Regions from separate parts of the Homo sapiens genome. Here region 2 is linked to region 1. Evidence: read pairs that join two places in POLR2A ChIA-PET (ENCODE). Cell type or tissue: GM12878. All regions are shown on one strand. Each heading gives the region's core, and the rest is flanking DNA. Links, peaks and the distances in the headings are about the cores only.

Region 1 (2,919 bases), core at 142-2,641:
TTAAAAAAAAAAATTGTGTGTGTGTTTACGTGGGTAGAAAAAGAGAAAAGAGAGTAGGACAGCACAAATACAAATAAGCAAGTGGGTAAGTCTGGATAACGGATATCCAGATGTTCTTTATACTATATTTTTGTAACTTTTGTAAATGTATACTTCCAAATAAAAGGTATTTAAAAAAGAAAAAATTGGCCGAGCACAGTGGTTCACACCTGTAACCCCAGCACTTTGGGAGGCCGAGGCAGGTAGATCACCTAAGGTCAGGAGTTCAAGACCAGCCTGGCCAACATGGTGAAACCCCGTCTCTACTAAAAATACAAAATTAGCCGGGCAGGGTGGCGCGTGCCTGTAATCCCAGCTACTCAGGAGGCTGAGGCAGGAGAATCACTTGACCCTGGAAGTGGAGGTTGCAGTGAAACAAGATCGCGCCATTGCACTCCAAGCTGGGTAACAAACTCTGTCTCAAAAAAAAAAAAAAAAAACCTGTGGAGATAGTTCTCTGCCATGTTCAGAAGAATGGGTATATATCACAATTAACTGAGGGATTTTACAGGGAAATTGCAAGACCTAAGGCTGGTAACTTGGATAGATTCTCAGATAAAGTACCATTTGAAATGTCAGAGAAGGGAGTTTGTACTTTTTCTTTCTGTAAGCCAAGGAAAGGTAGCACAAAACTTAGAGCACAACATAAGCTTGGCTAAAAGTATACATTTAGGAAAATCTAGCTAAATTTTAAGTGAGTGGACAAGGAAGCAGTAGAGACAAGGAAAAACACCCTCATGAAATTATGGGGTCTTGGCCTCGGAAGCTAAAATTAGGAACAGAAAGTGGAACAAATACAGGACACATGAAAATAGAAAGCCAGATAAAGCCTGCTTACCAAATGAATCAGAGTACGGTGGGATTCAAAGACAACTCAGATTTCAAACCTAGCTAACCAAGAGAATGATGGGATTACCAAAAGAAATTTAGCTAAGCAAAGCATGATTGTTTTCTCGGCAACTAGACAGCTTTTTCTATTCTCATTTTTCCTATTCTGATGTAATATTAAAAGTTAAGAAAAGGGGCCAGGCGTAGTGGCTCACGCCTATAATCCCAGCACTTTAGGCCAAGGCAGGCACGTCACTTGAGGCCAGGAGTTTCAGCCTGGCCAACATGGTGAAATCCCATCTCTACCAAAAATACAAAACTTAGCCGGATGTGGCCGTGCACGCCTGTAATCCCAGCTACTTGGGAGGCTGAGGCATGAGAATTGCTTGAATCCAGGAGGCAGAAGCTGCAGTAAGCCGAGATCACACCACTGCACTCCAGCCTGGGTGACAGAGGGAGTCTGTCTCAAAAAAAAAAAAAAAAAAAAAAAAAGTTAAGAAAGGGGTTAGATGAAATGTTATTTGCCAGCACAAGCAATCTGGGGAAATTTGTCTTCACAAGGTGAAACAGCAAATGTAAGTTAGGCTAATTCAGATGTTTGACTAAATGCCATTAAAATATTCACACATAAGGAGGGGGAATTTCTTCTCTTCCCCCAAAATTATGTTTGTATTTGTATGTATATACATATATACGAATACCATAACCCCTTGTACAACACATTTGAACTGCATTTGTTCTGTTATACGCAGATTTTTCTCTATTTCTGCCATGCCTAAGACAGTAGGACCAACATTTCCTCTTCTTTCTCCTCCTCAAGCCTACTCAACCTCACGAAAAGAATGAAGACCTTTATGATGATCCACTTAATGAATAATATGTATATTTTCTCTTCCTTATGACTTTTTTTTTTTTTTTTGAGATGAAGTCTCACTCTGTTGCCCAGGCTGGAGTGCTGTAGCATGATCTCAGCTCACTACAACCTCCACCTCCAAGGTTCAAGTGATTTTCCTGCCTCAGCTTTTCGAGTAGCTGGGATTACAGGCACACGCCACTATGCCCGGCTAATTTTTGTATTTTTAGTAGAGACGGAGCTTCACCACATTGGCCAGGCTGGTCTCAAACTCCTAACCTCAGGTGATCCACCCACCTTGGCCTCCCAAAGTGCTGGGATTACAGGCATGCGCCACCGCATCCGGCCATGTCTTTCCTTTTTAATTATTTATTTATTTACTTATTTTCTAGAGACAAGGTTTCATACTGTTGCCCATGCTGAAGTGTAGTGGTGCAGTCATAGCTCACTGCAGCTTCAAACTCCTGAGATCAAGCAATCTCCCACCTCAGCCTCCCAAGCAGCTAGGACTACAAGCGCACACCACCTTGCTAGCTAATTTTTTGTGTGTTTTGTAGAACTGGGGGTGTTACTGTGTTGTTTAGGCTGGTCTCCAACTCCTGGCCTCAAGTGATCCTCCCACCTCCAATCCCCAAAGTGCTAGGATCATAGTTGTGAGCATATGAGTGAGCCACCATGTCCAGCCTCCTTAAAATTTTCTCCTTTTTTCTATTTCTTTTTTTTCTTTTTGGAGACAGGGTTTCATTCTGTTGCCCAGGCTAGAGTGCAGTGGCACAATCACAGCTGAGGCGCAGCCTCAACCTCATGGGCACAGGCAATCCTCCCACCTCAGTGTCTCTAGTGCTAGGGACTAAGGCACAGGCCACTATGTCTGGCTAGTTTTTGCATTCTCTGTAGAGATGGGGTTTCGCTCTGTTGCCCAGACTGTTCTCAAACTCCTGGACTCAGGTGATCTAACCACCTCAGCCTCTCAAAGTGCTAGGATTATAAACATGAGTCACTGCACTTGGCCATAATTTTCTTAATAACATTTTATTTTCTCTAGCTTACTTTATTGTAAGAATACAGGATATAATATATGTAACATACAAAATATGTGTTAATCAGCTGTTTATATTAACAGTGAGGCTTCTAGGCAAGAGGAGGTTATTAGTAGTTAAGTTTGGGGGGAGTCGAAAGTTCTGCACATTTTTTACTGA
Region 2 (2,919 bases), core at 221-2,720, 70 kb after region 1:
CCCTTGCTCTGTCTTCTACCCTCTTATTCCAATAAAATTCTCTTCCCTGTGTCCTGATCTATATTTCAGTTCCTATTCCTGGGTAGAAAAGATAAAAGCTGCCATTTATTTTTTAACACTTTATTTTGTTAGAGGCGTTTTAGGTTCACAGCAATATTGAACAGAAGATACAGAGATTTGCCATATACCTCCTGCCCAAACCCATGTGTAGCCTCCCCTATCACCATCCCCCCACCATCTTGATACATTTGTACCTACACTGAGGCATCATTATCATCCAGAGTGTGTAGTTCACATTAGAGTTTACTCCTGGTATCGTGCATTTTATGAGTTTGGAACAATTTATAACAACATGTATCTACCATTATAGTATCTATCATACAGAGTAGTTTCACTACCCTGAGTACTGTGCTCTGTCTACTCATTCTTTCCTCCCCACTAACTCCTGGCAACCACTGATCTTTCTAGTGTTTCCAAAATTTTGCCTTTTCTAAGATGTCACATAGTTAGAATCACACAGTATGTGGCCTTTCCAAATTGGCTTCTTTCACTAAGTGAAAACTTAAAGTTTTCTTCACATCTCTTCATGAATTGATAGCACATTTCTTTTTAGTACTGAATAATATGCCATTGTCTGGATATACCACAGAAAAGCTACCACTTATTGATTGATGATAATATTGGTATTAAGGCTGAGGGCAGTGGCTCACGCCTGTAATCCTAACACATTGGGAAGCTGAGGTGGGCGGACCACTTGAGGCCAGAAGTTCAAGACCAGCCAACATAGTGAAATCCCGTCTCTACTAAAAAATAAAAAATTAGCTGGGAGTGGTGGTGCATGCCTCTAGTCCCAGCTACTCAGTACGCTGAGGCATAAGAATCGCTTAAACCCAGAAGGCAGACTGCAGTGAGCCGAGATCATGCCACTGTACCCCAGCCTGGGTAACAGAGTGACCCAGTGACCTGTCTTAAAAAAAAGAAAAAAAAAAAAAAAAAAGAAAGAAAGAAAAAGCTCGGGTGTGGTGGCTCATGCCTGTATTTCCAGCACTTTGGACTTTGGGAGGCCGAGGGGGGTGGATCACGACATCAGGAGTTCAAGACTAAGACAGTGAAACCCCATCTCTACTAAAAATACCAAAATTAACCAGGCATGGTGGTGCGCGCCTGTAGTCCCAGCTACTGGGGAGGCTGAGGCAGGAGAATTGTTTGAACTCAGGAGGCGGAGGTTGTGGTGAGCGGAGATCGTGCCACTGCACTCCAGGTGGGCAACAGAGCGAGACTCCATCTCAAAAAAAAAAATTTTTTTTAAATATATATATATAGCTATTAAAAGTTACTATTTGTGTGTCTGTCCCTGGGCAGTGTTAAATGCTTAATATACATTATATCATTCATAGTCCCGGTTTTTCAAACCTCTTTTGCTGTAGAATTTTTTTTTTTTAACACAAATGAAATCTTATACAAAACACTATTTAAAATACAAGAGGCTGGGTGTGGTGGCTCATGCCTGTAATCCCAGCACTTTGGGAGGCTGAGGCAAGTGCATCACCTAAAGTCACGAGTTCAAGACCAGCCTGGCCAACATGGCAAAACTCTGTCTCTGCTAAAAATACAAAAATTAGCCAGGCATAGTGGCAGGCACCTGTAATCCCAGCTACTCTGGAGGCGGAGGTTGCAGTGAGCTGAGATTGCACCACTGCTCTTTAGCCTGGGTGACAGAGCAAGACTCTGTCTCAAAAAAAAAAAAAAAAAAAAAGCAAAAAACAAAACAAAACAAACAAACAAAAAAACAGCACACCTGTGATCCCAGCACTTTGGGAGGCCGAGGTGGGCCAGATCACTTGAGGGCAGGAATTTGAGACCAGCCAGGCCAACATGGTGAAACCCAATCTCTACCAAAAATACAAAAAAAAAATTAGGTGGGAATGATGGCACATGCCTATACACCCAGCTACTCCAGAGGCTGAGACATGAGAATCGCTTGAACCTGGGAGGTGGAGATTTCAGTGAGTCAAGATTGTACCACTGCACTGCAGCCTGGGCAACAGAGACCGTCTCAAAAAAAATAAAAAAAGATTTGTTACAAGTTTATTTTTGAAATTTATACTGTTTTTTCAGTTATAAAAGTAGTGAGAATGAGACTGTTGTGATATGTAGAAAATTTGAAATTGGGTTATGAAGAACTGTTATGGACCTAAATCCATCTCTGCCTCTACTTTATTTCTATATTAAGAAAATGTTGATAAATTAAAAAAAAAATTCAAAAAAATAAAAGTAAAAAAATAAAATCTTCTGATACTAGAAAAAAAAAAGAAAATGTTGACTTAAAGAGAGTTGCAAATGGTCTCAGTTAAGAAAATACTTTTTGAAATAAATTACAGGTACACATCAGATCAATTTAAAAGTTATCAGAGGGTATACAGTGGCCGTCCTTTCTTAGCTGCCTCCTTCCCTGCCCTGGAACCATTGTTACCCTAGTCTAGGTACATATACATGCATATAGTTTAAAGTTTTTAAGTTTAAGCATTTCGCCTATATTTTTGGCAAACTTTAAATTGATGTATAATATATTTATGGAAGGGCACAAGTACAGCTTGCTAAATTGTTATAAAATGAACACACCTAAGTAACTGGCACTCAAGAGCCCTGCTTTGCACTGTACATACTTTAAAAATGATCTTGGGGAAGGATTCATATCAGTTTGATTTACAGTTGCTTATAATTTTTTTTTTTTTTTTTTTTTTTTTTGAGACAGAGTCTTGCTCCATCGGGCTGGAGTGTAGTGGCGCGATCTTGGCTCACTGCAACCTTTGCCTCCTGGATTCAAGTGAGTCTCATGTTTCAGCCTCCTGAGTAGCTGGGATTATAGGTGTGTGTCACCACGCCCAGCTAATTTTTGTATTTTTAGTAGAAACCGCA

Evidence for each region. ChIA-PET counts read pairs that join two places held together with the same protein. Peaks named below come from ENCODE experiments on the same cell type or tissue, not always from the same donor. Only the 100,000 strongest peaks of a DNase experiment are listed, where the experiment ranks them.
Region 2: POLR2A ChIA-PET joins it to region 1 with 6 read pairs; 19 of 35 experiments call an interaction of 5 or more read pairs at or near these places.

Annotation. Positions count from the first base shown.
Region 1 is chr20:47,583,487-47,586,405 of GRCh38, reverse strand. The region is part of intron 2 of NCOA3 (nuclear receptor coactivator 3); the gene reads right to left. Among named protein-coding and RNA genes, the nearest start is that of NCOA3, 83 kb to the right of the region's middle. In GM12878, for the core only: no CTCF peak of the experiment used is centred there; no DNase peak of the experiment used is centred there; H3K27ac peaks cover 1,178 bases.
Region 2 is chr20:47,513,551-47,516,469 of GRCh38, reverse strand. The region is part of intron 1 of NCOA3 (nuclear receptor coactivator 3); the gene reads right to left. Among named protein-coding and RNA genes, the nearest start is that of NCOA3, 13 kb to the right of the region's middle. In GM12878, for the core only: no CTCF peak of the experiment used is centred there; no DNase peak of the experiment used is centred there.